2 separate regions of the Homo sapiens genome follow, and region 2 is linked to region 1. A link is a loop called in an ENCODE intact Hi-C map of the cell type or tissue named here. Cell type or tissue: Panc1. All regions are shown on one strand. Each heading gives the region's core, and the rest is flanking DNA. Links, peaks and the distances in the headings are about the cores only.

Region 1 (2,925 bases), core at 103-2,602:
TCTGGAAGCTTTGTCCCAGAGAGGCACTCTCCAGATGCCAGCTGGAGTTCTCCTATAGGAGGTGTCTGTTGACCCCTGCTGGGAGATGTCTCCCCGTCAGGAAGCACAGGGGTCAGGGACACACTTGAGGAGGCAGTCTGTCCCTTAGCAGAGCTTGAGTGCTGTGCTGAGAGATCCTCTGCTCTCTTCAGAGCTGGCAGGCAGGAATGTTTAAGTCAGCTGAAGCTGTGCCCACAGCCACCCCTTCCCCCAGGTCCTCTGTCCCAGGCAGATGGCAGTTTTATCTATAAGCTCCTGACTGGGGCTGCTGCCTTTTTTTCAGAGATGCCCTGCCCAGAGAGGAGGAATCTAGAGAGGCTGTCTGGCTACAGTGGGTTTGCGGTGCGGTGGTTGGCTCTGCCCAGTCTGAACTTCCCAGAGGCTTTGTTTACACTGTGAGGGGAAAACCGCCTACTCAAGCCTCAGTAATGGTGGACGCCCCTCCCCCCAGGCTTGAGTGTCCCAGCTGGACTTCAGACTGCTGTGCTAGCAGCGAGAATTTCAAGCCAGTGGGTCTTAGCTTGTTGGGCTCTGTGGGGGTGGGATCCACTGAGGAAGACCACTTGGCTCCCTGGCTTCAGCCCCCTTTCCAGGGGAGTGGAGGGTTCTGTCTTTCTGGCGTTCCGGGTTCCACTGGGGTACAAAAGAAATTCCTGCAGCTAGCTCGGTGTCTGCCCAAATGGCTGCCCAGTTTTGTGCTTGAAACCCAGGGCCCTGGTGGTGTCAGCACCCAAGGGAATCTCCTGGTCTGTGGGTTATGAAGACCATGGGAAAAGTGTAGTATCTGGGCCGGATAGCTCCATCCCTCACGGCACAGTCCCTCACGGCTTCCCCTGGCTAGGGGAGGGAGTTCCCCTACCCCTTGTGCTTCCCAGGTGAGGCAACGTTCCACCCTGTTTTGGCTCACCCTCTGTGGGCTGCACCCACTGTCTAACCAGTCCCAGTGAGATGAGCTGGGTACCTCAGTTGGATATGCAGAAATCACCTGCCTTCTGCATTGGTCTTGCTGGGAGCTGCAGACTGGAGCTGTTCCTATTCAGCCATATTACCTGTGAGTCCTACTATCTTATTTTTAAAATACAGTTTTTCTTGTTTATTTTACTAGAGAACTTACTAGCAAAGCAATCCACTGCTTTACTCTTGGTAACTTTCGTTCTGGTCTAACTTGGGAAACTGTGGCCATGACACAGGAAATTTTACAAGTAACTGCATGATCTCAGATATTACATCACTATGTCATATTCTTCCTCTGAAGCACAATGGATTATGGCTTCTTTAAAACTCTAAAACAGTCTGGGGAAAATATTGGAAAATATAATAGTCCCATGCCTACACTTCTCTTTTAAAGCCCAGGCTTTAAGTATGACGAGGCATAAGTAAAATAATGAGTTTTTCCATTTTTGCCTTTCCTCCCCGTCCCCCAACCTACCTTCAAACTTTCATCATCTGTGCTTGTTCCTGACTTCCTGGCCACCTATGGTGCTCTCCTGCCAGATTGTCTTCCTCCATGTTGGCCACAAGGTGGCGCTCTCAACGCTCATCTATATATATTCCACTATCACTGAGACCCTCACTACAATGAACCCCCTGTGAATGTGATTCTGTCTCTCCCAAGCGTTCTGAGGTTGTTTAGACAGTGTTAACAGGACTAATCTGATAAGTGAATTTTCATATTGGAGAAAGACTAAGAAAATGTTCAAGGACTTACTTTCTCAGTGTTACAGTCATTGTTTTCTGACTCAAGAGTTCTTTGCTTAGAGGAAAGTGACTCCGATGTTGAATTACATTACATATATTCTTGCATACTACATGTGTTCATGAAGCTATCCCTGATTTTGATAGGGGATTTGGCGATAAATTTCAAAGTAAAGTAGGGTTTCTACTTCTCGCTTATCTTTGTCCTAAACACATTTTCTTGCTCTCCAGACATCTTGAAATTTGAATATATAAACAAAGTGTAGGTAGAAGGGGTATTATGTGATAGAAAGTGGCTGCCTTTGAAATCAAAACATGTTTGAGTCCCTACTCAGTCACTTACTATATGGGTGATCTTGGTTGATTCTTTTAAAGTCTGTTATCTTAAACTGTATTATCTCAAATGGAGGTCATAATGCTTTATCTCTTTTGTAGGTTCTTTATCTCTTTTTTGTGTCTCTTTATGTCTTTTGTAGGCTCATTGCAAATCTTAAATGATCCATTTTATACAAAAATGTGTAACGTGTATTCTTTTATTCAACAAATACTTACAGATTGCCAATATCTGCCTTTTACTCTGTGCCAAAAAAGAAAGTTATTGATCTTATAATTTTATCTTCAAATTTCACAATTTTTCTCCTGGCTTCAATTACCTGGAAATATTATTATTACCAGGAAAGAGTATGTAATATCATATGACATACTGATATGGTCCATGCATGTTATTCAATGATGAAATATCTTCATTATCTTCGTGATACACCCTTTTTTTCCTTTGTGGTTGAACTGTTCTCTCCATATGATATAATCCTCATAGAATCTACAGGAAAACAGTCTCTGATTCCCTACGTCAACATCACTTTGTGCACACTGTATTGAATTGTGAATGTCTGCTCTATACATGTGTTTCTCTTAACAGACTTAGGGCAGTGACTACTAGACATTATTCACTTTTGCATCCTCCTCACTTAGCATAGTAACGTCAAAGTAATTGTTTTCAGAAAGTTGGTTCAGGACTCATTAATGGATAATTTCAATGAGTCATTAAGTATGGCCACTAAGCTTCCAACAGACAGGCACAAATTCACTTATCCTTCAATTTTACTAATATTGCAGAAATGGATGCTTTAAATTTTACTAAAATATTCTTAAAATCTATAATTAGAGAATTCCATAGAAAACAGATTATCT
Region 2 (2,925 bases), core at 304-2,803, 210 kb after region 1:
CAGGGTTAGAAGACAGAATGAGAGGTGCTACTGTTCTAGAAATCTTGGTCCAGAGTGCCTTCCCCGATGATGGTATTTGAACATACTCTTAGATTCAGACACTGAGGGTAAGAACTTTCCAGGGAAAGGGAATAATGGGGCAAGAAGGGGAGTGCCTAAAATATCCCACAGTTCCAGTGGTTTTGGAGAGAAAGAAAGGGTTAGAGAGTAGAAGGGAATGAGCCAAGATTCAGATCATATTGGTCCCATGATCCAACTGCTTCTCACTCTGAGTGAGATGAGAAGCCATTGGAGGGCATTGATCAGAAAGGCGATTTGATTTGACTTGCTAATAAAAACAATCATGCTTGTTACGTATAGCATACGTATATATATGTATGTTAACATATGTAAAATACAAAATATATATTTTATATATATATATATAGCAGCAGAGAATATATATAAAAGCAGAGACACAAATGTGGGACTTTTATAATACAGGGAAAAGACTATTGTATCATTCTTATGGAAGAACATTTAATATGTCTAACATATGGAAAAAAAGAGGTTAGAAATAAAGGCTGAATGGCTCAGAGAATAAAAACTGGCTGCATTATAGTACACAAAGTAGACTAAATCCAAAGTGGGAAATTTATACAGAGAAGCTGAACCTAGGGTTTCTAACTTGTTGGGCAAGAAAAAAAATTGAGATTTTATTTTTTAATATAAGAACTCTGATATGAACATTTGAAAATGATTCAATGTTAATGTTGAAAGATATGTAGTCATAACTGCTCACCAAGTAGAGAAAAATGCAAATTTCAGGTGCATAAAATGTTCCTTTAGAATGAATGTGGAAGAGAAAGTTATTAGGAGATATAGAACACCATTAATCACTTCTTGTCTTCTGAATCCTCCAAACTGTTTCAACCTCTGCCTACTACCCAGTCCCAAAGCTGCTTCCATATTTTCAGGTATATTTATATCAATGCTCCACTTCTCTGGTACCAATTAGTTTACAGTTCCACAGGCTGTACAGGAAGCATGGCTGGGGAACTTACAATTATGTTGGAAGGTCAAGGGGAAGCCAGGACATCCTACATGACTGCAGCAGGAGGTGGGGGGGGAGGGGGGAGGGAGAGAGAGAGAGAGAGAGAGAGAGAGAGAGAGAGAGAGAGAGGATGGGCAAGTAAAGGGGGAGGTGGTACACACTTTTAAACAACTAGATTTCATGAGGACTCACTCACTATTACAGAACAGCAAGTTCACTTGCATGATCCAATCACCTTCTAAAAGGACCCTCCTCCAACCAACATTGAGGATTACAATCCGACATGAAATTTGGTTGGGGACACAAAGCCAAACAATATCACCTGCCCAATAATACCTCTGTATATTGTATAAGATTCTAAATATATCAAAGATAGCAAACATATTTTTAGATTCCTTTTATGCCATCTAGACCAATTATACAGTGTTCAATATGAATCTAAACTCAATGACTCTTTGTATTAGTTTTACGTGGTTGCTACAACAAATTGTCATTAATTTGGTAGCATAAAATAACAATAATTTATTCTGGAGGCCAGGCGTCCAAAATCAGTGTCACTAGACTGAAATGAAGATATTGGCAGATTCCAGCTCCCTCTGGAGGTTCTAGGGAAGAATGTATTTCTCATCTTTTCCACATCTTTTGAACGTGGAAGAATGTATTTCTCATCTTTTCCACATCTTTTGAACGTGGCTGCATCATCCTAATTGCTGCTTCCATGGAGGCATTGTTTTCTCCTCTTATGTATAGTGAAATCTCCCCCTGCCTCTCTCTTATAAATATGCATTTGAGGATCACATTTAGGGCCCCTCCTGATAATCCGGGATAATCTCCTCATTTCAAGACCCTTAATTTAAATAATCACATCTGTAAAGTCTTTTTTTTTCTTTTTTCTTTTTTTTGCCATGTAAGTTAACGTATTTACAGGTTCATGGATTAGCACATGGGCATCCTTTAGAGGGTGCTGCACATAAAATGTTTTCAAAGTTACAAGACAATTACAACTGCACACTAGAAAATAGAGAAATAATCACTCATTTTTATAGCTCTAAATAGGAAGTAATTTTTTTCTACTCATTAATACGTGTCTAGAAGTATTTTTAAGGCCATACACATATTTCGATAAAAGAGAATACCACACAATCTGAAATAGAAAGCAGAAGTACTTTCTTAATAGCTACTGAGATTTGCGGTATGCTTTTATAGAAACTTGAAACAAAAATTTACTGGAATGTACAAAATATTTATTTTTGTAAACCTCCATATAATTTGAAATGCTGGTTAAAAGAATCAAAATTGTTCATTTTTTTCCTTTTTATAGGTCAAAAAATAAGCAACACATTTTTCTTGCATGTATTTTGGTAGAACACTGCTGTGACAGATAGAAAAAAGAAAAGAAAACAGAATAATTTATAGATTTTTAGTGGTTTACAACCTTTAGATTAGGGAATCTAACAAACACTGGTCTCTTCAATACCTGTATTTAGGATTTAGTTACCTTTTACATCTACTTAGTGTAGAAACTAAGGAATAAATGACGGCAAAAACATCTTTATAGACTAAGGAACTTTTTTCTTCCTTCCCTTTCTAGAAACACAGGTCATACACACATATGTGTTTCTAAATCTGATTGTTAAAAACACAAATTAGAATTAATGGTTTAGTTTACCCTGATAACTTATTTTTAAATTCCCTATGTAGTTTTTCACACATCAATTTCAGACAACTCTCTTAAGCTATTTCTGGCTTCTTTAAATTTCCTAATTCACAAGAAATAAACTTTTCTATTTGTTATTTCCTCTGCTTGAGAGGTCAGAATTTAATCTCTTTTACTATGAACAAAAATTAACTAAATGATGTGTGTCCAGATCTTTGCAATTTAAGTGACAGCT

What was found. A loop is a pair of places that touch in the nucleus more often than their neighbours do. Peaks named below come from ENCODE experiments on the same cell type or tissue, not always from the same donor. Only the 100,000 strongest peaks of a DNase experiment are listed, where the experiment ranks them.
Region 2: it touches region 1 in a loop (2.7-fold over the local background); 24 of 110 quality-filtered maps call a loop at or near these places.

What each region holds. Positions count from the first base shown.
Region 1 is chr7:80,017,996-80,020,920 of GRCh38, reverse strand. No RefSeq gene overlaps it. Among named protein-coding and RNA genes, the nearest start is that of GNAI1, 120 kb to the left of the region's middle. RefSeq lists an enhancer at 650-1,155. In Panc1, for the core only: CTCF peaks have their summits at 1,299 and 1,548 (motif pointing right); a DNase peak (open chromatin) is centred at 1,560; H3K27ac peaks cover 1,595 bases.
Region 2 is chr7:79,805,234-79,808,158 of GRCh38, reverse strand. The region is part of intron 2 of LOC105375371 (a long non-coding RNA gene); the gene reads right to left. Among named protein-coding and RNA genes, the nearest start is that of GNAI1, 330 kb to the left of the region's middle. In Panc1, for the core only: CTCF peaks have their summits at 1,415 and 1,617 (motif pointing left); a DNase peak (open chromatin) is centred at 1,687.